Linked DNA regions of Mus musculus: regions 1 and 3 are each linked to region 2. The links are chromatin loops, found by intact Hi-C in ENCODE. Cell type or tissue: left cerebral cortex. All regions are shown on one strand. Region 1 holds the start of n-TSgct8 (a tRNA gene). Region 2 holds the start of n-TDgtc11 (a tRNA gene). Region 3 holds the start of Prss16 (protease, serine 16 (thymus)).

The links. A loop is a pair of places that touch in the nucleus more often than their neighbours do. Peaks named below come from ENCODE experiments on the same cell type or tissue, not always from the same donor. Only the 100,000 strongest peaks of a DNase experiment are listed, where the experiment ranks them.
Region 1: a loop joins it to region 2, with 1.9 times the contacts of the local background. A loop is called at or near these places in 3 of 42 quality-filtered maps.
Region 3: it touches region 2 in a loop (1.9-fold over the local background); 3 of 42 quality-filtered maps call a loop at or near these places.

What each region holds. Positions count from the first base shown.
Region 1 is chr13:21,992,445-22,000,444 of GRCm38, forward strand. It overlaps n-TSgct8 (a tRNA gene), which reads right to left and starts at 1,827; the gene lies at 1,746-1,827. It overlaps n-TQctg1 (a tRNA gene), which reads right to left and starts at 4,208; the gene lies at 4,137-4,208. In left cerebral cortex, a CTCF peak has its summit at 3,207 (motif pointing left); a DNase peak (open chromatin) is centred at 1,784; H3K4me3 peaks cover 1,437 bases.
Region 2 is chr13:21,911,089-21,919,088 of GRCm38, forward strand. It overlaps Gm40831 (a long non-coding RNA gene), which reads left to right. Exons shown (of 3, transcript XR_873164.3): 1 at 1-241; 2 at 1,057-1,098; 3 at 1,187-1,270. n-TDgtc11 (a tRNA gene) reads left to right here and starts at 225; the gene lies at 225-296. It overlaps n-TLcaa2 (a tRNA gene), which reads left to right and starts at 3,750; the gene lies at 3,750-3,855. It overlaps n-TRtct3 (a tRNA gene), which reads right to left and starts at 6,159; the gene lies at 6,074-6,159. In left cerebral cortex, no CTCF peak of the experiment used is centred here; DNase peaks (open chromatin) are centred at 260, 3,731, 6,178 and 7,858; H3K4me3 peaks cover 1,217 bases.
Region 3 is chr13:22,002,628-22,010,627 of GRCm38, forward strand. Prss16 (protease, serine 16 (thymus)) reads right to left here and starts at 7,114. Exons shown (of 12, transcript NM_019429.2): 1 at 7,004-7,114; 2 at 6,763-6,929; 3 at 5,952-6,051; 4 at 5,703-5,832; 5 at 4,516-4,639; 6 at 4,261-4,338; 7 at 4,120-4,167; 8 at 3,355-3,645; 9 at 2,464-2,605; 10 at 519-698; 11 at 299-444; 12 at 1-183. The coding sequence starts at 7,070. The coding sequence ends at 127. In left cerebral cortex, no CTCF peak of the experiment used is centred here; DNase peaks (open chromatin) are centred at 3,571 and 3,793; H3K4me3 peaks cover 1,497 bases.

The DNA.
Region 1 (8,000 bases), 81 kb after region 2:
GTGGAAGTAGGAACACACAATCAACATGAGGGTAGGAAGAAAGGAAACAATGCTATCAACATATATTGTCTGAAAATTTTAAAACAAAAATTAAAGAAGAGAGATGAGTAGTAACAAAAGCACCTTGTGAGAACCGATTAGAACTGAAAATATGGTTCCTTCCGGTTTGCACCAATGCCCGGAAGCTGAACCTGTGCTCCAACCCGCCCACACTCAGAGACATCTTGACCCCCAGGAATTCTGACACACCCAGGATCACAGGAATGACAGAGACCAAAAAAAAAAAAAAAAAAAAAAAAAAAAAAAAAAAAAGGAACAGAGACTGAAGGAAAGGACATCCAGAGACCGCCCCACCTAGAGATCCACCCTATCTGCAGACACCAACCCCCACACTGTTGCTGATGCCAAGAAGGTCTTGCTGACAGGAGCCTGATATAACTGTTTCCTGAGAGGTTCTGCCAGCACCTGGCTAATAGAGATGCAGATACTCAGAGCCAACAATTGGACTGAGCCCAGGGACCCCAATAGAAGAGCTAGGGGAAGGACTGAAGGAGCTGAAGGGAATTGCAACCCATAGGAAGAACAATATCAACTAACTGGAGCACCCATAGCTCGTAGGGACTAAAACACCAACCAAAGAGTATACATGGAGGGAGCCATGGCTCCAGCTGCATATGTAGCAGAGGATGGCCTTATCTGGCATCAGAGGGAGATGATGTATGATCCTTGGCCCTATGTATGGAGGCTTGATGCGCCAGCATAGGGAGATGCTAGAGCAGTGAGGTGGGAGTGGAAGAGTGGGTGGAGGAGCACCCTCATAGAGGCCAAGGGGAGGGGAAGGGGGTACAGTATGGGTGGTTGTGGAGGGGAAACTGGGAAGGGGGATATCATTTGAAATGTAAATGAATAAAATGATTAATAATAAAAAGTGAAAATATTGTGAGCTCATGATTATGTCAAAGTGTACATGTATAAATATACATGCATATGTGTTCATGTATTTCATATATATATGAAATACATGAACATATATATGAAAATATACATATATATATGAAAATTATTAAATGGAGAAATATTCTGAGGTTATAAACGAAATATCTTTACTTTTAGAAAATAAATCCATAAGAACAAAGGACAGTGAAGCATTAACTTACTGTGTTACTATTTTGTTGTTTGTTTGTTTGTTTTTGGCACCAGGGTTGGGTGTGTTTCAAAAAGCAACAGAGAGAACAAGAAAGGGCAGAGCAAGCCAGAAAGCAAGGGCCTGTGGGAGAGAAAGAACAAGTAGGTAAATTCTCATAAAAGTATATGTGGTTTTCTTACAACATCGTCCATAAATTTGAAATTTCTTCTAAGCATAAAGTTAAAAGGAAACTTTTAATGGAATTTTGAAAATAAATCTTGAAGTTCCTGTTAAGTAACTTAAAGAAGCTGTGAAGTCTTGTGTTTATCTACCATCTAGTACTGAAACAAAACAAAGGGGATTCCCAAGCACTTTCCTGTGACATCGAGGCTGAAAGTAGAGAAAGGTACAATACAATCTCCCACTAGGTTAGTGGTGCTGTAGTGAGGTACAAATCAAAGCCTTCATAGCAGATGAGAAATGGTGTGCTGTGATTGTTGAAAGTTCCACAGCTGGTAAGTGTTGTGGTTTCTGTGATGGATACACAAGGAGTTGAATTTGAAAAACGTGGAGCATAGGAATCACCGACTATTGCTTTGGGTAATTTAAAATATGGAGACGACGAAGGTGGGATTCGAACCCACGCGTGCAGAGCACAATGGATTAGCAGTCCATCGCCTTAACCACTCGGCCACCTCGTCCTCTCTGCCACGGGAATTTTTTTCTTCCCTTCATTTTTAAGTCTTATTTTGATGGCCGTCTTAAATTTTGAATGTGTAATCCGTGTGGTGCTACCAGTTTCCAACCTAAAAGACTACTTAAGGAATTCTCACATGCAATCATTTTCTTCCTCTGAAAGGACACTTTCGCATTTGATGATCCCATCGTAGTACCTGTACCTCTCTATCCTCAATCCTCCTCGTTTCTCTGTACTACACTTGCTTTCCACCCTACAACGAAAATCTTTCTGCTGTCCTTCAACTCCGCGCTCTCTTTACTGGATTCATGGTATGAGTGCTAACCTTCCCCTACCGCCCTACTTATCTGTCCTACTTAGTTCTCGACTCACAAACGACTGAGATCTTAGGTTTGTTTCTTTGTTTTGGCCTCATACTTAAAAACAAACAAACAAACAAACAAACAAAAAAAAACTGAGGATAAATATTTATTTTCCACGAACCCTTACCCTTTTCCTCTTGCACAAGGTAGTATAAATCTGCCTAAGAATTTTATGTCAAGCTCATTGCATTTTTATGCTCAAAGACCCTGCCATGATCTATGGCAATAGAAGACACTTCTATAAACTGTTCTGATTTTTAAGATATTTCCTTCCAGTAATTATAAACTTGTGTTTTCGACCTGCTTCTACTGGCTTGAATTGCCTTTGTATTTTAAGGAGAGCAGATAATAAAAGATGTAACTAAAAATTACGGAGTGGTCATATATGGTTAATGAGGAAATCCAGATCTTACAAGAGGTGAATTTATTATGAAGAAGCCTTAAATTTAGTAAATGATAGCGAGCAGATTTGCGGTTACATAAAACAAGATAGGAATAACCAACATTTTAAACAGAATTAAAACTTCTTACAAGTCTAAATGAAAGTGAAAAGACAAGACACTGTATTCCTAAGATATATGTGCGCTCCCTGTCGTTGAATGAGGGATGTTATTAAAAGAAAATCAGCCTCCTTCCTTCTCGGCGAAATCTTGTAAAACAGCTTCTGACGGCTGGAGACTGCAGACGCGCTATTACCCGAAGAGTTTTTGTTTTGTTTGTTGTTTGTTTGTTTTGTTTTGTTTTTCTCTCACCGGCTGGGCGCTGTGAAACTGAAGTGGCCTTGTAATTATGAACACACAGCATTTGTGTACGGTTCCCTGAGTGAGACCTGCTCGCGAATGCACACACAGAACCGGACTCGTTGAGAAGATCAGCAGGTGTAGAAGGGGACCAAAGAGGGTAATGGGAGGCGAATACGGCCACAGCACCCTGTGTACAAGTATGAAACTGACAAACAAAAGCAAAAAAAAAAAAAAAATCCCAGAACTTTGAAGGAAGAAGTTGCATGGAAGGCGAGGGTGATTCTGGGGCCCTCTGGGGGCAGTCTCCGGTCGCGGCAGGAGAGCTCGGTTCCCGCCTTCCTAGCCGGAGCTAAACTCTTGAGCGCTTGCTCACGCCTGCACTTTGCAGAGCTGACAGCTCCAGAAGAAACACTCACCTTAGTCCCACTCCTCCCCACCCTCTCCGCCACTCAATGACATCACAGTGATGTCTTTCTTGTGATGTCATTTCTTGTGTCTGTTCACATGACGCATGCTCGTGCAAATTGGTCAAACTTGAATCTTTCTCTACCCACTGGCGACTGTGGCCAACCGTGTCCTCCTGCTTCATCTGTAATTCCTTGCATCCAAGAGGCAGAGACAGGAAGATTAAGAGTTTCAAGCCATCTTCGGCCATATGAGACCCCGTCTCATAGAAAAATCTGAAAAGTAAACCAATCAATCAATCAAACAAACAAACTAACTAACTAACTAACAAAACCCCAAACTAAGCAAATTGAAGTCCCAGTCTTCAGTAAGCAGAATCAGGAGGATTGCTGTAAGTTTGAGGTCACTCGAGGACAGAGTGAGAAGAACAAAACAAAACCCACAGGAAGGACAAAATAGCTATTGCTCTTCTGACTCATTAACAAGTTAAATTAACAAGATAAATTGTATTTCCAGTTTCCATGACAGCCAGGGACTGTTTCCTCTCGGTCTTCAAAAGTAGCTTCTTCCTGCTCTGCTCTCTCTCCCCGCCCGCACCCCTAATTGTGAGTAGATGTCTCTGGAGAGTTGCAGCTTTTTCCCGCAATTCCTTCTTGATGTTTCCTTCTCTCTCTTTTTTTTTTCTCTCTAAGAAACACATTATAAATAAGAATATTCACTTAGTTGTTGAATGAAGATATTTAACTCTATTAAGGTGAGATGGTTAGGAATTTCGGAGTATCAATTTAAATAAGAAAACTAATAAATCCCACCGAGATTTGAACTCGGATCGCTGGATTCAGAGTCCAGAGTGCTAGCCATTACACCATGGAACCACACAGGCTGTGATGTAGCTTTCAAGTCCTCCCCCTTCACCCCCCCTCCCCCCGGAGATTCTATGTGAACAGAAAAGATCACTTGATTTCTTCGTTTATATCACCACCGCCACCACTACCATCCTCTTATTCAGCCTTTGTAGCCTAGAATGACTTCAAACTCTCCATAACCCTCCTACTTCAGCCTGCACGGAGCTTCTTTCTCATCTCATGATCTGAACTCAAAACCTCCTTATTTGAACAGAGATCATAAAAGGACCAGGAGCCCTCCCCAACGTCCACCTACGCCCAAGGCTTCCCACCAAGTGGTTCGGGAATCAGCGTCGGGAAAACAGGTGAAGTTGTTGAACAAGACGGAGATCCTCTGGGGGTATTGAGTTTCGGGATGTCCTCCGTGGTTGCCTCACCACCCTCACTCACACCTCACACACTTACTCACACCTCACACACTCACTCACACCTCACTCAGCCACCGGGCGAAATGGGCATGAGTCTCTCTATCACAGGCGGGGAAGGTGCGTATGAAGCCTAAGGTCCATCTCAGTTTTGTGGATAGATCTGACACATTATGGGGGAAACTATTTTTGCCAAGTTCACAGTGATGGGCCGAGACATTGGTATTTACAAACACTGAAATAAACGTGCAGATTGCCAAACTTAAGAGGGATCTATGCAGCCTTGTGATTGAGGCTTACGAGCAAGCAGAGCGGGGAGGGCCCTGCGCCAGGGAATTGAACCTGAGATGACCCCCGACCACTCAAGAATCCCTTCTTCTCACAAGCTTACTTTGACTCCATCACACGTTACAGAGATGGGTTTCAGGGTAAACCCTGCCTCCGCTTGCTTGCTCCCGTTAGTATTAAACGGCCTAAGCGCAATAATTGAAACACGATTTTAATAAAGAATCGTGAGCAATTGTTATGTTCGTCGGAGTTCAAAGACGCTCCCTAAATGGTTGGGGCTCGGTTCTCCTTAGAGAGAATCCGCCTGGAAGCCAAAACCGATGTTAAGCGCTACACAGGAAAAATTCTAGGAGAGCACCACACTGGGTATCACAGGTAAAGTGCAAACACTCCCAGATTCCTTTCTGAGAGCAATACTGTGATTTTAAACCCTATTCAGTAAAATCACACAGATCCTATATTTGGAGGACCATTTGCCCGAGCCAATAACTGACGGGGGGGGGGGGGGGCTGCCTGGTTCTGTGTGAAACTAGGAACACAGGGGCTGGGAGATGGCTCAGCAAGTTAAGGTAAGCATCTATAATCTCATCACTGAGGAGGTGAAACCCGAGTTTAAGGTCAGTTGAACGATACACATTGAGTCTCAAATTGAACAAACAAAAGCAGCCTTTCTCCTTGGCTATCAGACCATTGAAGCGGTGCTTTGTAATTGTTATCTGGGAGGAGAAAAAAAATGATGGGGTCTTGGTCCCAACCAGCCAGAAAGGGAGTTTATCTTTCCAGAGTTTTCACAGTTCTGAGATGGTGTTGGGTAAGAACACTCCTTAACAAGGACTACTTAGTTGTGAATTGTGCATACTTTATTGTTTTATTTAAAGCTGGGTGTCTGGCTCAGGGGTAAAGGTGCTTGTGGGGTCCCACAGGAAGAAGGGAGACTGACTGATGAAAGTTGTCCTCGAACCCCCAGCCCAAACACTAGTAAATAAATGAATGAAATTAATATAAGTAAGTGGCTGAACCTCATGTGAGGACCTGCAATATGGATGCGAGGGTGGAAGAGGAGGGGCAGACCACTGAGCCTTGTTGCTATTATAACAAGTGGTCAAGTTGAATAAGTCTCCTTTCTAAACTCTTCACTACTGTTGTTAATTGAAATAGGTTGACTTGTTAGGGCTTCAAGGACCCAGGCTCTGACGCTAGGAACTCTCCAGTAACAGGTGCATTCTATGACAAGCAGTGCTTGAGGGTAAAAAAAAAAAAAAAAAAAAAATAGAAGTTTGGGGAGTGTCTGCCAGGCAGGGTAGGGTCTAGGAGTAGAGAGGGGAAGGTCAGAATGAATGGTTGCCTAGTAGCGTTAAAGGGGGCAGTAATTCTAAAGCCTTATTTTAACATACCACAGTAGTGAGACCTGAGACAAGGGCCAATGGCTCAATGGAACCGTGTCTGACTAGATCAGAAGGTTCTAGGTTAATTCCTGACTGCCTCAGTTATCTTTTTAACCCAGCCAGAAGAACATCTTTATTCAAATTACCTCTTGCTTTAATGGATACTGATGAGAATTCAGTTACTGTAAAACGGACCCTCCAGGTAGGGCTCCTCTCCCAACCCTGTGACAAACATGGTCGTTGCTTAACTGGAAAGAGACTTAGGAGGCATCAAAGGCAATTTAAGACATCTTGAATTTTCAAATTGCCTCTCTCTGATGGGGAGAGGATTTTTATACCTGTAGATGGTTTTAGTTTAAAATAAAAGAAGAAAATAAAAAGGGAAAAGGAAACAATGTGGATCTATGGGTGTCTTCAACATTTTTCTAGTTAGGAGATTGTGGTTCTCACTGGGAAGTGCAGACATTAGATCTGCCTTGGTAGTGGTACTGGGGGGTGGGGGGGCGGCAGCCTGTGCTCTGCCAGCCAAACCAGGATTGGACTTCCAACCCCCAGCCCAGCTCCCAATGACAACCTCTGAAAGAGCCGAACTGCAGGCAGTGCCTCCCATTAGCTCCTGTTCTGGTGAGCCAAAGTCTGGGAAGAGCCAGGCAGAGGCTGTGGCACTCTTTAAATAAGAAACTCAGTCTTTCTTTGTATTTCACCTTCTGGATCCTTACAACAGGACGAAGCAAAGATCAAGCAGAGGTGGCATGGGGCAACAAAAAGTTGAGCGATTTAACAATCTGACTCTTCCTCCTGATACAGCTTATTGGAGTTGGTGAATGAATTAGGTCATGAATGCTAACCAACAACCCCTCAAAAAACGGTCTTTCCAATCACACCTTTGCCTCATGCTCCAATTCCTGAACAGGAGAAAGAAAGAGTGCTGAAATCTTGTTAAGACTGAAGTAGCTGCATAGGAGAACATTCTGTATAATTCTACATGCTAAAAATATTTAAAGCATGACCATCCTCAGCTTTTGTAAAACTGTTCAAATGTGTACTGAGGAAATAGTAAGGCCATTCTTGTTCTTAAGTGCATAAAACCTGTCATTAAATTTGCTAAATGTAACTTAAAAAAATTGTATGGGTGTTTGTTTTGTCTCCATGTGGATCTGTGCACCACACAGAGAAATGAGAGACTACTCACTGGTCTGTTAGCTCAATCGCTGCTAACAGTGCCAAGGTGAGGATGAGCCCCTCTGTGCAATGCACAAGTAACATTGAATTCCAGATTTGTTGTTCTTATCTTCCTCGGCTCCCTCAACCCAACTGTGTTTTAGAGTCTCCAAAGTTTTTTTGTTTTTTGTTTTTTTGTTTTTGTTTTTGTTTTTTTTTCCCCCCAGGCAATGTCCTCTCTCCTGTAACAAGTGCTGGGAACACCTAGCTATGTGGGGCAGAGAACCCCAAAGTAGAGCATTCCCTGCTTGATGAAAAACTGGGGGGAGGAGATTAGAAAAGCTAATTGATCTTAGATCTTCTTTCCAAGTCAGTCCTGGAATCGAGCTCCTTTCTCACGTTGTACAGACCTACAAAGTAAAAGAAATGCATTTCTATCTGCACCTTTGTCCTGTGAATTTCCTGGAGGAGTTGAAGGCTGGCTGAGATTACACATCGTGGGCTAACTAGCTCTATGGACTCCAGCACATACTGGATTAGTAAACATGAGACGTGTTCTGTGT
Region 2 (8,000 bases):
CTTTATCTTTTATTCTTTGCTGTTATTTGAAACAAAGGCTCGTGTCTTAGCTGTTCTTGGCAGAGGAAGAGCTTTGTGATTGCTTAGAGGTCGTCGGTGAGGAGGGAGAAAAGAAGAAGGGAGAAGACGAAGAGAAAGATAAAAGAAAAGAAAAAGAAGCAAAAGAGGAAGAAAACATCCCTTCGTTTGAACTTCCCTTAACATTATTGTATACGTTCTCGTTCTCCTCGTTAGTATAGTGGTGAGTATCCCCGCCTGTCACGCGGGAGACCGGGGTTCGATTCCCCGACGGGGAGTCTGGACACATGTGGCTTTTTGTTTCTATTTTGGGACACAAAAGGTCAGGTCCGTCTGGTGGTCACCAAATGAGCTATATCTGAGGCTGCGATTTTTGCAATTGTTTTAAATCAGATCACAACACACAGTCTGATTAGGACAGCCCGTATGGCCTTTCTGAGAGGAATGTGCATCTCAGCAGGGTTCATCTATTTCAGTACCCTCCCCAGGATTCCCAATTTGAGAGAGAGTTGGAAATAGCAGTATTTCCTATGAGACCATATACTCTCCCATAACAATAAAAAAAGCACAAAGAGAGTTCATTTTGTGTTGGTTAACAACTATGCCTGAACATGAGGCACGGCCTAAAATGTAGTTGATTTTCCTTCTCAATAGGAGGTACCAATTGCAAATAGCCTCAGGGTTAGGGTTGGGACTTTGTGTTCACTTCATCCTGGGATTGTGTCTGGATTGAATTTGTTCAGACCTTGTGTATGCTCTAACAGAATCATAAAACTTGTTAGGATTTTAGACCATCAACAGTTCTTTGCAGGGTGGTTGTATGATACATGAAGAATTCTGAAATCAAAAGACAAAAGTTTTGTTTTTTTTTTTTTGTGAACAGGACCAAACTGATCCTGCTTCTAGCGTAAGAAACTCTCCTATACTAAACAAAGGCGCATAAAACAACCATAATGCTGAATAATTCAACTTGAATGCTGAATAATTCAATTGTTTGTTTGTTTTTCCTTTTTATGACCACAATTGTAAACTTCCGAGAGCCCACAAATCATTCAAGGTGGAAGATATAACTGAGTAAAGGTAGACCGGGTTTTGATTTCTATAATGATAATTAATTTATTCTGATTAAATTCGCCAAAGTCAAAATTGATTTTTGTTGCTTGAACAGGAACTCAAAGCCTGGACCCTTGGAATAAAAACTCAACACCCTGCCAGTTCCCAGGTTTTCGAAGCATGCTTCTGTTCATCTGAGAAACAATTTAATTCCGTAAGTAATTTAAGTTTCTGGGAAGAGCTGAAAGACTCCTTGGCTTTGGGTACTACCAAGGGTCTTACAAAAGTCTGGCTTGGCTACCTGTTTTATCTCAACACCTCCACACTATACTTACATTAAATGGTCAAGAAAAATAATTTTTGTGACTGAAGGATAGAGATTATCCCAAGAATTAATGATTGCAGAAGCGAGGTCATCAGAGACCCCTGGAGATCGGGCTGCCTTGCCAGCTTGTAGGTAGAACAAGGAGGAAGAGATTGTGCTTAGAAATGTTGGAGCAACTGGGGATAATCCTCAAGAGAATCAAAGGATGGGAAAAGAGGAAGCTGCCATCATTCTAGGTGTTTTTCTTGCACTTACAGACACCAAAGCCATGGTTTTTTTTAGAGCTTTGGTTTTTTGTTTTTAATTTGTTTATTTCATTTAGACTCACTCTCTAACTTATTAAGAACTGGATGGACTAGTTAACCTAAGCTAGTTTTTTTTCCGGTCCTTCAATAATCATTCATTCATGAACCATAGTTTAAATACCTGTAGTATCAAAAGTCATAGGCAAAGGTGACATCAGAAAAGATGGGAAGAGCCTGGTTCTATTTTCCAGGGGTTCATTTGATTGGCTGATTTAGAAATATGATCCATTCACCTCCCCCATAAGTGTAGACAAGTCTTATAACAGACTATAGATATTCTTACTTAAAGGAACAATAAATAGCCTTTAAATCACTGGTTCTCAACCTTCCTAATTCTACCACCTTATAATGCAGTTCTTGTTGTGGTAACCCCCAACCATAAAATTATTATTTCATTGCTACTATCATTCTAACTTTGCTACAGTTATGAATCATAATGTAACTATCTGATATGCAGGATATTTGATATTTGACCCATGTGAAAGAGTGTTTCAACCCTAAGGGGTTGAGACCCACAGGTTGAGAACCACTTCTTTAAAAGATTCTAGATATAACTTGATGTTTGATAGTTCTGTTCGAACCGTTCTGAACTTCTATGATACAGTAGTTAGGCCTTGTCAAAGGTTTTTTCAGGACTTTCAAGATGGCTTAATAGTTTGTAAAGGTGCTTACCACTAAGCTCGGGAACACGAGTTCCATCTCTGGAACCTAAGTGAAGGAAGAGAAAAACCAGTTCCCACGGCTATCCTCCAACACCCACATGTGTGTGCAAACTTCAAAAAGAGATAATTTTGAAATATCTTCTAAGAAAGCCTGCCTCCCATGCTGGGGGAGGAAATGCTACCTCAAAAACATACTCCAAACGTTGTTTCATTGATGAGGATTCCAAATAAGATTTCCTATTTCTAAACATTTGTCTTGTGCTGTTGTGAACGCATTAGGTGACAAACTGTGATCCAATATCATAGGACGGCCCTAGTCTGGGGTAGAACCAAGTTTGCTGTGTGTAAATAATGATACTAAATATCTGCATGTGGATTACATCCTTTGCTGTTCATTATTATCAATCATATTACAGATTAAGCTGATGGCTCCCTTTTCCCTCTGGTGTCCCTCACACCAGTGCTGCTCTGTCACTACTCTCACCACCCCCTACCTAGAGTATTACAATGTTCTGACGTAGAGTGTGAATCACATCCTGCTTGCTCGGACTTTAATTCATCCTTGCTACTAATCTACACTATGCTGTAATGGTAGTTAAGTTCGGGTTAGATCAGGAAGTTACACAGAAGGAAAGGGCAACAACGGACTCTCCTTTGACCTCTGTCCACTCAGAGACGTCTGTAGCAAGCAGCGCAGTAGCTGATTTACAGTGAGTTTCTACAATGCTAGAAGGCCTCCCCTGTGAAAAGCAAGCAGAAACACTGGATCAAAGGTCTCAGCGAGATACCGGAGTGGGAAGAGGAAACAAATGGGGCGAGGGTAGGAAGAAGACAGGGGACAGAAGAGAGACTGGAACAGACACTGTTACTAGGAATGATCACGCCTTACTCAGTTCATTCCGTTCATCCATGTCAGATATCACAGGCCTTCAGTTCACATCCCCTTTCCCAGATCGTCAAATAAAGTTAGGGATATCAAAATCTGTAGAAGAGAAGTGACAAGAGTATCAGGATCAGGGTGGAAAATGCCAACGAGAAGGGGCAATAAAGCTGCGAATTTCATTGCCAGAAAGAGAGAGCGCTACCGGATTGGCCGAAGTGCTACTGGGTTCTTAGAACTCTTGCCTCGGATTCAAGAAATTTCACATCATAGCACCGACTCCGGCACTCGGATCCAGGATATCCTAACTGCAAACCACAGCCTCCCAGGGAAGGGCTGTCCAAGTGTGTGTCACTTCCCTACTTTCCCCTCCTCCTACCACTCTCTCCCCACAGTTTCACTTCTTATTTTCAGTAGGTTCAAACCTTCCATTCCAGTACCCTGGGTACAACTAGGATCTGGCTCATTTTCTTAACAATCGATTATTCCGACAGGCTAGAGCGTGTGTCAGGATGGCCGAGTGGTCTAAGGCGCCAGACTCAAGCGTTCGCTTCCTCTACTGAGGGTTCTGGTCTCCGTGTGGAGGCGTGGGTTCGAATCCCACTTCTGACACAGTTGCTTTTTATTATTATTATCATCTTGCACCTTTCGTAATGAAATCTCTGTTTTGCTGATTGTATCAGCTAGGAAAGACTTTCTTTAATTCCGTTTTCTGACTTTGAGCCATCTAGCTTTTTTTTTTTTTTTTAACACGATATTTTGACCCGTTGTTTTTCTGTCTTGTGCCCTTGAACTCAAGCTAACCCTTTTGCCTCAGCTATCTATACAGCTGGAAATGTCTTTAATATGCTTTGGTTTCTTAGTGTTTAGTTCTGATTATTCCTTCTGGCCATTTGTTACAGTTTTGCACATGATCGATTCAATCACATAATTCATCAGTTCTGAGTTCCTTCTTGTCCGGGTGTGTGTGTGTGTGTGTGTGTGTGTGTGTTGCATTCTTTCAATTGACTTCCATTTGATTTTAGGCAACGCTGGCTGATATGTGGGGGTGCCCCGCTATTTTGTGGGTTTTCGCTCTCTTATTTATAGACTGTTCCACCCCTCTGTCTGTCCTTCTTAAGTCTCATTTATTTTCTTCTGTCGTTGTGCTGTTTTGGTGAAGACTGTGCTAAACTTCTTTTAGATTATGATAAACTCTGGGTTTAGGGTGTAACTTAAGGGCAGAGCCCCCGCCCAGAATACTGGAGGCTCTGGGTTCTAACCCCAGCACAGAAAAATAAATCTTGAGTTGCTTATCTCCAACAGCCTTGAGTGCTGGCAGCTTTCTCCTCTGAGGCTGTTACATCTTTATTGTGGACCAATCATAATCTCAGGAGTTTGTTTCTTGAGAACGTGACAGATATCTGAGGTAGCTGAGGGAGAAGAGCCTTCCTCATTGTATAATTCGAATGTTAAGTTCTCCTGTCCGCATTGCACATTTGTATCTTCCAACTGTTTCAGTCTTGCTCAACTTAACTTTCCGTGTGCTCTTTTGCCACATTAAGCTGCAAGACTCTTCGTCTTAGTCTCTTAGGAGTGAGAGAACTTAGGGGGTCTAGCTGTTCTTATGTTCCGATTTCAAGTTTTTCTTCAGCACACAGTGCATTTTGATCTTGTAACTGTATCTTCTGGTATTATTCAGGTTGTTTCTACATCTATTACTGTTCATTTATCCTGTCCATATTGTTCATTAATTATATGAGGGCCGTTCCTGACTATACAAATGGGTACCTTACAAAGGCTGATGATCTCATCCTTTGTATTGCCAGCAATGAGGAACCTTTCAGACAATCAGAATGCCTGAGGTGGAGCTGTGGTCTTATTGTATGGCACAGACTACGGTCTAAACAAGCGTTCTCACTCTGTGGGTCGCGACCCCTTTGGCAATCCTTGATATCCAAGAGTATATAGCAACCCTTGAGACACTCAGATTCCAGTCTTGACAAGCCCCGCCCACACTTAGGAGTGTAGCATCCTTATTCTGAGCACATCTCTTAGAGAATGAGCTTAACTTACTTCAAAACCTTTTCCTAATACATTCCAATTTTGTTCATAAAACAAAATGTGAGGTGTTTAATAGAATAGTATAACCAATCTATGGAATATTACACGCTTTAGATGAAGAATGAGATGCCACCACATATTAAACTATATCACAACACAGAAAATAACAGTATGTGTTTATGTATATATCTATTTGATGCCTATACAATGCATATTCCTAGAAATATTACCTAAAATCTATGTCGCATATTTATTAAACATGTATATAATATGTAAATTTCTAGGAAGATGCACAGGATACTTTAAACAAACAAGGCACCAGTCCGGGGAATTAAGGAAGTGGTGTTCTAGAATGAAAAAAAAAAAGATATATCATTCACTTAGGGTGATGTGAGAACTTCCATGGCTCCTTGTTTTAAGTCACAATCTATTACAGACATAAAAGCATATTGAATTTTGATTAAGCTTTTAGGATGAAACATTTGTGCTGCCAAGGAACTTTTTCTAAGGCAAAGAGCGTTCTGGAATTTGAGCAGGTAGAAAGCAGACATTGTAAACAAACGGTGAAGGAAAAAGAGAAAAACTAAGTATATAATATAATACAATATAATATAGAATAAGTTTCACAGCTTTCAAGGGACACTTTAGACCTTTTGAGTTCTTATTCTCGCTCACTCAGTGGCAGCGTTTGGGAGAATTAAGTAATGATGATGCTAGGAGCAGAAAGCAGACAAAACTGCATTGCTTTGATTGCAAGGTCAGACACCTCTCACAGGCAAAATACCGTCGACTCTGGCGGGACTCGAACCCGCAACCTTTGAATCTCTCAATCATGCTAGAAGTCCAATGCGCTATCCATTGCGCCACAGAGCCCACCTGTAACTTTCTTCCTTCCTAAGGCTTCTCAGTACTTTCTTGTGTATCAATGCACTGTTTTCTATGAACGGTATTTCCTGTTTCTGTAATACTTCACACAAAAATGTGCAACAAACAAGATGCGCGATCCTCAACACAACTTTCTGTCCCGGGTGTATTCCACCAGAAATGTCTGACCAGAGATTCATTTCAACTTTCTGGATTTGATGGCACAAGTTTGTAACCTCAACAATTTAAAAACCGAGGCAGAAGGATTTCCTCGAGTTCCAGTCCATCCTGGGCTATACAATAGTGAGGCCATGTCTCAATAAAACAAAAACAAAACAAAGTAAAACAAAGAAAATCAACACAAAGACAAAATTCTTATCTCATTTAGTCTGGCCTCTTTAGTTCCAAGTCAGATCATTCCTTTTGCTAAAGAGAGATCCAAAGTCCTTTAACTCGTGCCGGCGCCCAACCAAGTCCTCCCTTTTTTGGAGTTTTGGAGCTTCGAGATTTTCTTTCTTTCTTTCTTTCTTTCTTTCTTTCTTTCTTTCTTTCTTTTTTTCTTGTGTTGCGTCTGAGTTCTTTAGAAAAGGCCGATTCTCGGGTTTAGTACACGGAGCCCTGGTGGTGATGTTCCGTTGTGTTCTGGCAGCTCTGGAAATCTCCAGGCTTTTCTCCTGGAAGTTTTTGGTGGTGGTGGTGGTGGTGGTGGTGGTGGTGGTGGTGGTGGTGGTGGCTGAGATGAGATGCTCCTACGGAAGCACATCACTGTAGTGTTCACGTGCTCTTCCCGCAAATTAATTTAGAATAAAAATTGGTGGAGCACCCGAATTTGAAGTCAGATAACTAAGTTTCGGGATCCGTGTCCAATCTCGTCTCTCTACTTTGGGGTCGCACGACAGGCGACTGAGCTTTTCTACAAGATACCCTTCCCTCTCCGCGGCTCTTGCTGCTTCGTCCACTCTTTTCTTCATCTTCTGGACCTGTTGCCTACCTCTCCTGCTGACTTCCCTCTACTTTCCAACTGATGGCAGGAAAGGTCTAGGAAGTAACTGGAACGTGGATAATAGAATACGCAAGAGTGAGAATTAGAAGAAAGCCAGAGAATGCTGTGTGGTCCCGAAGCAGTCGTAGTACACTTCCCTCACTTTTTACTTCCCGGATCTGTAATATAGTAACTCTTAATTAAGGACTTTCAACTATTTTGATTACAGACTGAGAAGACAAAGGTAGATTATAAAAGGACAAAAAGATACTTACTAGGTTAGAGGGTAGTGGGGTTTGTGGTTTGTTTGTTTGTTTGTTTGTTTTGTAAATATGTTAGTTAATTTTGCTTAGGGTCTCTTGACTCTTGGATGAGGGGTCCGGTCCCTAACGTTTACTTGGTCTTCTATCCTGCTTCGGGCTCAGTACTCACAAGTGCCTAGGATTTGTATAGAGCTCTGGCTACTTGTGACCTAAGGCTTCGAATAAATCGCAGGGGGATGACTTTTGCATTAAGCCTATTTTAAAGTAAAATTCAATTAGGAAAAGAAACTGCTGAGTTGGCTGTTTCTAGCGATTTCGGTAGCTTCTGGAAAGTGAAGCGCGAAGGCGTTTGCAAAGGCCTTCTTGGGAAAGCGAGAGGAAGGCTGCGGTACGTACTTGGGAACTGAGGACACTTGGCCGCAGCGTTGTTTACATCCTGAAGTCCGCTACGCAGCGTGGTTTAGCGAGGAGGCTATGTACCTGAAAGTTCTAGCAGAAGAATGATCCCATCCGGGCTTCGAAACTACTCACAAGGCCTGGATGTACGTTTCCAGTTTCGCGGACTTGCCCCACTACCCTTTTGCCACTGGCACGAGATGACAAGT
Region 3 (8,000 bases), 92 kb after region 2:
GGCACTGAGTCCCACGTCTAGGAACTTCCTCCTTCCAAACAGCTGTTTTCTCTTCTACAGTGAAGAAAAATGCCAGGATGCAGTTCCTGTGATGGGACTGTCAAAGGGCTGGGTTTTGATCCCACATCAACTCTGGCTCTTCTTTATATCTTTGAGCCAATCCTGTAATTGCTGGGAGATTTTCTGTGAAGAAGAGATGGAGAACATTCTGGAGTCAGAACTCAGCACCAGTAAAAGATGAGTTATACAAATAAGTATGTGAGTGAGAATATAAAACATTCAGGATCTTTTCTCTTACCTGACGTCCCAGGCGGAGGCTGGGAGAGTCTGAAGGCCTCATAGGTGCCATATCGAAGCAGTGGGAAGCACTAGGAATTAGAAGGGCTGGCTCAGACAGTCCTAAGTCCTGTGTTACGCTCAATACATGCCAAGGATCTGTGTCTCCTGGAAAGAAAGGAGAGGATGGCACTGCACTGAGACTACAATGTTGTAGAGCCAGGCCCTGGTGGTACACTCACCATTAACAAACAGTACTTGGGTGGCTCCAGGGCTCTGACCACCATAATAGGAGTTTGTCTGGGCCACAGCCTGGGCAACAGATGCAGGTGAGAGGCCAAACACTTGTTCACACAGCTCTAGCTGGAAGGGCAGTGCTGGGAGCTGGGAAAAAGGACACTGAAGACCCTCACAGGTGACATCTGTGGAATGAGAATATTTTGAAGTGTAAAGAATACATATAGACAGCCTCCTGCTCTTCTCCAATAGTAATTTTTAGAACACCCACAGTAGTGACCTCGTGAGTTCACAGTTCTGCCCAACAGACCCACATCCCAGATCATTACATTCCCAAGTGACAGGGCTGTGACAGAAAAGGACAGGAGGTAGGGCTCTTAGAGAGAACACATGGGCCCAGGGAGGGCATTCTGCAAGAAGAAGGCCTTGAGTTAGGATGGGTAAGTCAAACAAAAAGAAGAAATAACCAACCCGGAAGAGAGAAAAGTGAACATGCAAAGGATTAGAGGGGAGGGAGAATCTGGAATGACTGCTTCTCAAATTGGATCATGTCCACGCTGCTTAAAAACCCATATCTCACAGTGTTCTGGGTAAATCATACTTCCTTGACCTCACATGAGTTCCTTCCTTCACATTTGCTGAGCACCTACAATGCACTCAGACATCTCTTGGGCAATACTGGGCAGAAAGTGGCAACCAATATAGTTCCATGTTCTGCTGTTATAGCACTCAGAAGGGGACATGGAATGCTAGCAGATTAGAATGTACTAAAGAACACAGAATAACAGAAGTGGGACTTTTTTTTTTAATCTATAGAGATGATGCAAGATATTGAGGGAAGGGTATCTTGAGGTGAGACAGGAAGATGAGCAAACCCTACAAAACGGGAAATGGATCACTCTGGTACATTGAACAGGATGTGCCAAATTCCTAAGCTGTAGGGGGCTGGTGCATTGGGCAGCCCAAAATATGCAAAGCTGTGTTATAACAGCAGTAAGAAAAGTACTGTTATTATTCTCAGTTTAGAGATGTGGAACCTGGCTAATAACAGTTAGGCACTTGCCCAAGTTTGTCCAAAAGCACACAGACAGAAAATGGAATTTGGACATTTTATTTCATGCCACTACCCTCACTTGTCTTCAGAAAGTGTAGGAAGAATGTAGAATTCAACTCTGATCTGGGTGTGGTAGCATATGCCTGTCATGTCAGCACTCTGAGGCTGAAGCAGGAGGACTGCTGTGAGTTGAAGGTAAACCTGGGCTACCTGGTAAGACTCTGTCCCCAAAAAGAGAACAAAGGCTTAGCTCCTCTGGGATGGAATGACCAAATTTGACAAATGATACAGGATACCTATATTTAGATACACAAACTCCCCACTACTTTTGTACATGTGATGCATGAGTTTTTAATCTGCATCATTTTTGTTTCTTTTCTGTAGTTTAGAAACTACATCCTGTATTTTTTGCCCGGCAACTACAACATTGAGTCACTGAAATGCAATCCCATATTTAGGGAGATTTCTCTGGCCATGGTGTAGAAGTCAGACTGCACAGGTGAAGTACAAGCTTTGAGACCGAAGAAGTCTGGGTTCCAGCAGCAGTGTGTGGCACCTCTGTCAGGACCACAGAGTAAGAAGTAGAGAATGGGAAGATTGAAAACTTGTTCAAGTTGCAAGTGTGTAAGACTCGGTGCTTGACAGGACATCCAGACAACGGGAAAGAGGCACAAGGCACAATCTCTAGCCCAGTGAGAAAGGCTAGTGATATTCTAAGATAGAATACAGGAAGCACAAGGAAGGAGGGTCCATTTTATGTTGAGAGTAGCATAGGAGGTGGCTGTTTACTTGCTCCAGTCAGACACTTTTGCAGTTACAGAAGGTCAGCTAGTTGTGACCATGAGTTCAGACCATCTTTAAGATGCTTCGGTTTGGGAGTTAGGTGGGTCACTTACAGAAGCCAAACTCAGTGCATGTCTGGTACAACCACTGCCGGTCCCCCACACCAGACACTTGCGGTTCGGTGTTGCTCAGCTGTGCCACTGTCTCTGCCCGGGAAAAGCTTAAACACTTCTGTCCCATGCTGCGCAAGACTATCTAGAGGAGAATACATACATGAACGTATAGGTTCACCCATTTATATATAGCTGCATGTTCCCTCTTCTCCTAGTAAGCCAGGGCCACCGGCATATAGTAGGACTACAGGTAAAGCATGAGGAGAAGGGTAAGTTCTTGAGGGTTTTCTGGGTGTTAGTAGTCAGTGGACATCCACCAGAGGGGGTCCTTGTAACCCATGTCCTAGGTTTTATCATCTGTGAGATCCCAGGCAAGAGGCAACCGTTCTACCTGTTCACTCTTCTGTAAGTGGGGTATTAATAGTGGCTTTCACCTGAGAAACTAATGAAATAAATTTTGCGACATGTTCTTAAAGAACCTTGTCCAGAATTAGAGCAGGAAAAGTGATGGCGAAATTTTAACTGTAGAACGGGTGTGAGTGTGTGTGTGGGGGGGGCACTCCTTAAGTCTAATCTCAGAACTCCCTAACACTTCAGTCATAAATACTGTTGTGCACTAGCTGTTTGCCAGACACTGCTGCTGCCAAGACCACATAACAAGATAGAAGAGATAGTAATCTTGTGGTCTCTACATTTGTATACTGTGTGTTTAGCTCTTGGTTACTTAATAAGGTAATTTTACTATCAGCTGGATGAGACATGCAAGCCTTATTATTACAGATAAGGAATCTGAGGCGAAGAGGAGGATTTCGGTCGTCTGAACTCGGTGAAGGTGGACGCTCAGCTTTGGCCCATTAGTCTCTGGCTTACAAGCGCGTCCGGGTGGCTTACCTGTACAGCCCGGCGAAGCCCCAAGTAGGGCGTGGAGCGGCTGCGGTTTCCCCACTTCCCGAGCAGGAGACCGCAGAGCTGGCGCACGCTTAGCGGCGCTCCCGCCTGCCCGTCGTACTGCACGGTGCCGCCCACCAGCGCCTGCAACGCTCCCAGCAGCTCCGCCTGGTCTTCCGTAAGGTCCAGGGACCCGCAGGCGCCCAGTTCCTCCCTCAGCACAGCCTGAGCCGCCGGGCCTGCGCGCAGCAGCCGCTCCACCTCCGTGAAGGCGGTGGAGGCCGCCGCCAGACACTTCGGAAAGCGAGAAGCGACTTTCGCGGGGGGATCTTGATTTTCCTTCTTTGGAACTGCATCTTCTTGGGGAGGTTCCCAACCTCACTCCCTGTCCTCTAAATTTTCCCTCCCAGTGTCCCGCATCCTCCTTAGCTTCTGACTTTGACTCAGGTAGACAGAGTTCACTAGAGCTCCGCCCTCGATGACTCCACCCCTAACCCACCACGCCCCTCCTCGAACCGCCCTCTACTGGTTTCTCTTTAGCCCAGCCCTCCCTTCCCCTCTGATTTGGATCCCCACTCATCCCGACAGGGTCCCTCCTCTCTAGAAGCTTCCTCAGTTTTCAGTTCCAGCAGCTTGCAAAACCAGACTGCGTCCCTGGGCTAAGGTCTTGTGCAACCTGGCTGTCCTAAGGCTGGTCCCCATTCTGCCCTGATTTTCCCGAACTCTTTTGGTTCCCTCGCCTTCCTCCACACTCTACAACCCGCCTACCTCCAATGATCCTCCTATGGCGACTTGTGTCAGGCTTCTGGCCACCACCTGCGGCACGCGGGAAGGACGTCCGGAAACTGCAGGTTTGGGGGAGACCCCGTCCCCACCCCTGCCTCCTCCCCGCTGCCACTGAGCTCTTACCTGGTTATAGGCGGAGAAGTCCACTACAGCGCTCAGCGGTGCTGAGGAGGCGACGGCGGCAAAGACTAGGTGGGGGAACTACGAAAGGAGGAGCGTCAGCCTAGTACAAGAAGCGGTGCTTGCGCTCGGTGTCGCTCTCCGGCCCCAGTGATGTGCATGGCTAGGGAGGAGCGTGGTAGTACACTCGCGCTACCTCTGGTCGGGACCCTGCAGGCCGACTTCCCCAAACCCGCCCACCCGAGGAATTCTGAGGACCTTCAGCCGGGCCCAGGTCGCCAGCGAGCCAGCGTAGGAGCCTCCGAAGCAGATCCAAGGGCTGGAAGAAGACACATTGAGGAGGCCGGAGAGCGCCTGGCGAGCGGAAGCCACGTCAGCCAACCTGCAAAGGAGCCAAAGTCGAACCTTACACTCCTGGGGGCCACTGTGTAGAATGATACCAAAACCTAAGCTGGGCCCAAGGTTCCTTCCGGTAACTCTCTCTGCCTAGGCCAAGGGAGAAGGCCCACCCATTTCAGGTGAGAACGGAAAAGTTTCCTAGCGCCTTAGGTTAAAAACTTAAACAAAAAATAGAGGGACGCCAGAGGCAGTCGAGGAGGGCGCCCCAGAAGAAGAAGGGCTCTAGGCAGGATGGGCTATGGAACTGAGGACTGGGAGAAACTCAAAAAGAAAGGAGAAAGATACCGGGATATAACATCCTTTCTCTTCCTCGTCTTTTTTGAGGTGGTTTTCAGTCGGTGAGTAGCTGCCATTCGAAGCCAGTAGAGCTTACTGAGAACACTGAGATGGAGAGACACAAAGAGATGGAAACAAGATCGATAGGAGGGAGACCGATAGAGGAAGAGAGGTGCCTAGGTGAAAAGGAAGAGATAAGGCTCGTGGAGAACACTAAAGCAGGTGAGAAGTTGGGGAAAGAGGTGATGGGGATGAGCAACAAAAGTGAGGTACACAGAAGGAGAGAGACAAGTGTCTGGGAGAAGGCCACTCCTTGAAGACGGAAGCACTCCAAAGCTTGAAGACTGTCAGCAAGAACTGGAGTAGCTGAGCTACACTGTGTGAGTGTGAATTAACTGGAAACCCTGTGGCTCCTATAAAGACTTTCTTCTGAGCATCGGCAGATGTAAGGAATGAGCTTGGAGAGTCCTGATCTAATAATTTATGCTGAGACAGGATTCCTGTTCTCTACGTGGAAGTCAAGGGCAGTCACAGAGGATATGGCGATAATGCCGCTAAGAGATTCTGGTGGTTTGGAATAGTAGCCCACAGTGAGCGCTTTAGCATTCTTTGGATAGAAAGACGAGAATGGAGGGTGAGAGAAAGATAAAAACAGGGAGAGAAAGAGTTAGAGATGACAAGAGAAAGATTAAGAACACAGAGAAAGATTAAGACACAGCGGTGGATACTAACAGAACATTCCTGTCCAAACACCTTCCTTCCCCACTCACGCATGGCGGCTGGACAAGTAGCGAAGCAGGGCCAGATCCAGGCCCCCAGCAGGCATACTCAAACCATAGAATCTGTGTTCTAGGCTTATCACCAGGGCCCCCCAGGCAGGGGCCAGTGCCGCAGGATGCCCTGTGGAGAGCGCATGGTAGAGAGGTGGATGTGAGTTGAAAATGAGCTACGGAGCTTCTCAGGTCTCACTATTGTCATCTGCCGTTCCCTTCCTGGTCCACACCTTGCTCGCGTCTTACCTGCCATCACTGAGCCAGGCCCAAGGCTGCCCTCGCCTCCTATGTGCAGAAATACTGGTACATCTTGGCCAGTTCTGTGTTGATCATTCACCCAGTACCGCTAGGTGTGGAGATGAGGAAAAAGAAATGTCAGTGAACATCCTGACTCTCTTCCTCCTCACTCCAGCCTTTTCTCCAAGATTTCCCCCATCTACTTAGTGGCGTCCTAGCTGGGCTTGTCTAGAGCACATAACTATAAAGGTAGACATTAGAGGCCCTGGAATGCACTGCCCAGCTTGCTGTGTTTTGTAGTGTGTGTAATAAAGTATTTTTCCTTAAAAAATAGTAGATGTTTTTATTTTTAAATCCTCAGGACAGAGGGAGTTTGCTGGTACATGGGAGGCCTCTGCTATTTTGTGAAGCAGTCCTTATAAAGTAAGTAGTGAGCAGCTTGATTCAGGAACAGTGTGGCGACTGTTGGAGGTTATATACAGAGAGGGCAATGAAGAGCGGTACATTTGTTTATTGCTTCTTGTGATTTTTGAACACCCGTTGTCACTACTGGTTTCAAGGCTGTTTTGGAGTTCTGCTACATGTTAAAACTGGCTGGGTTTTTTTCCACCCTGGAGACAGTCTTATGTCACCCACACTGGCGTCAAACTCACTATGCAGCCCAGGATGGCCTTGACACCCAATTCTCCTGTCTTCACCTCTCAAGCTCTAGGATTACAGGTGTGCAGGGCAGGGTAGAAAGCAAGGAACTGGGGTTGGAGCTGGGGTTACAGACTGACAAGACAGTGCAGCGGACATTGGCCCCCTCTACTCGCCTCACCTGCAGGAAGGTTCGTCTGTCAGATGCATTGAAGGGATCCAGTGGCTGTTCTAACCACCCTTGTTTGGGGACAGCCCCAGGACCATGGCCTAGTCCAAAGCCTGGGTGTAGGCTAGAGCTCTCCTGAAACTTCTGAATGTGTTCCCTCAGGCGCCTGAGAAGCAAGGCTGTGAAACAGGAAGGCATCGGTGTTAGGCTGGACTCTGTAAGTCTCCATACTTGACCCTCAACCTCATCTTACCTGGAGTTGACAGTCCCCAGAGGGAAACCAGAAGCAAGAATCCCAACCATGGAGCCTTGACTGCCATTCTCCCCAGTATTCTGTGTTAGGAAGTGTTCCAGGCACTCTGCTCTTTTGTCCATCACTGAGAACCTATAATATGTCCTCAGGGCTGGGCTTTGTATTTCACGAGGAGCTCCTGTTTCATTTGGGATGCCTCTCCTGGCAGGTTCAGCGTCAGTAGTAACTGCTAACGCATAGCCAGACGCCAGAGTCTGTAGAGGCTGGATGACATGGCAATACTCTTTGCCCCTAGCTCCCTCGCCCCCCCCCCCCGCATCTCCTCTTCTGGTTCTTCCTTCCTCCTTGCCACAATCAGCCTTTTCCCCTCTGATTTCCCATTCCCCATTTATACTTTACCCTCCTCCGGTTTCTTCCCGTTTTCCTTAGTACCTCTTCTTGCACGCCCAGTTTCCCTTTACTCTTTATTAGTCCTTCCTCTCTGCCTTTTAGCACATCCTTGGTTGTCCAAAGAATCAGTTTCCCTTTTGTTCTTTGATCCCAAGTTTTTACCTTAACTGTTTCTAGGTTTCCCATATCATGTTCACCACTCTCTCTGACCTACAGCCCTATCACTCTTTCCTTAAAACTCTGTACAGTGTATGAACACAGTGGGTTTATGCTGCCTCAGAATTCTTACCCCTGTTTGTCCTCTCCGTGAGTTGCTATTTCTTCATAAATCCACAGGACTTGCCCCCTTAATCTTTAATGCTCAGAAAGCTCTAAGATGGTTATCGTTTTTTTCAGAGGCACAATGATCTGGGATGTGGTTCTGTTGGTAGAATGCGTGCCTAGTATGTATGGCACCCTGGATTTTATCTCTAGCACTGAAGTAGCCAGGTGTGCTAATGCAAGACTGGAACATCTGTAGTCACATCACTCAGGAGGTGAGGTGAGGAACAGAAGTTAAGTCAATTTCAGTTACACATAGCAAGTTGGAGGCAGCATGGGATACAGG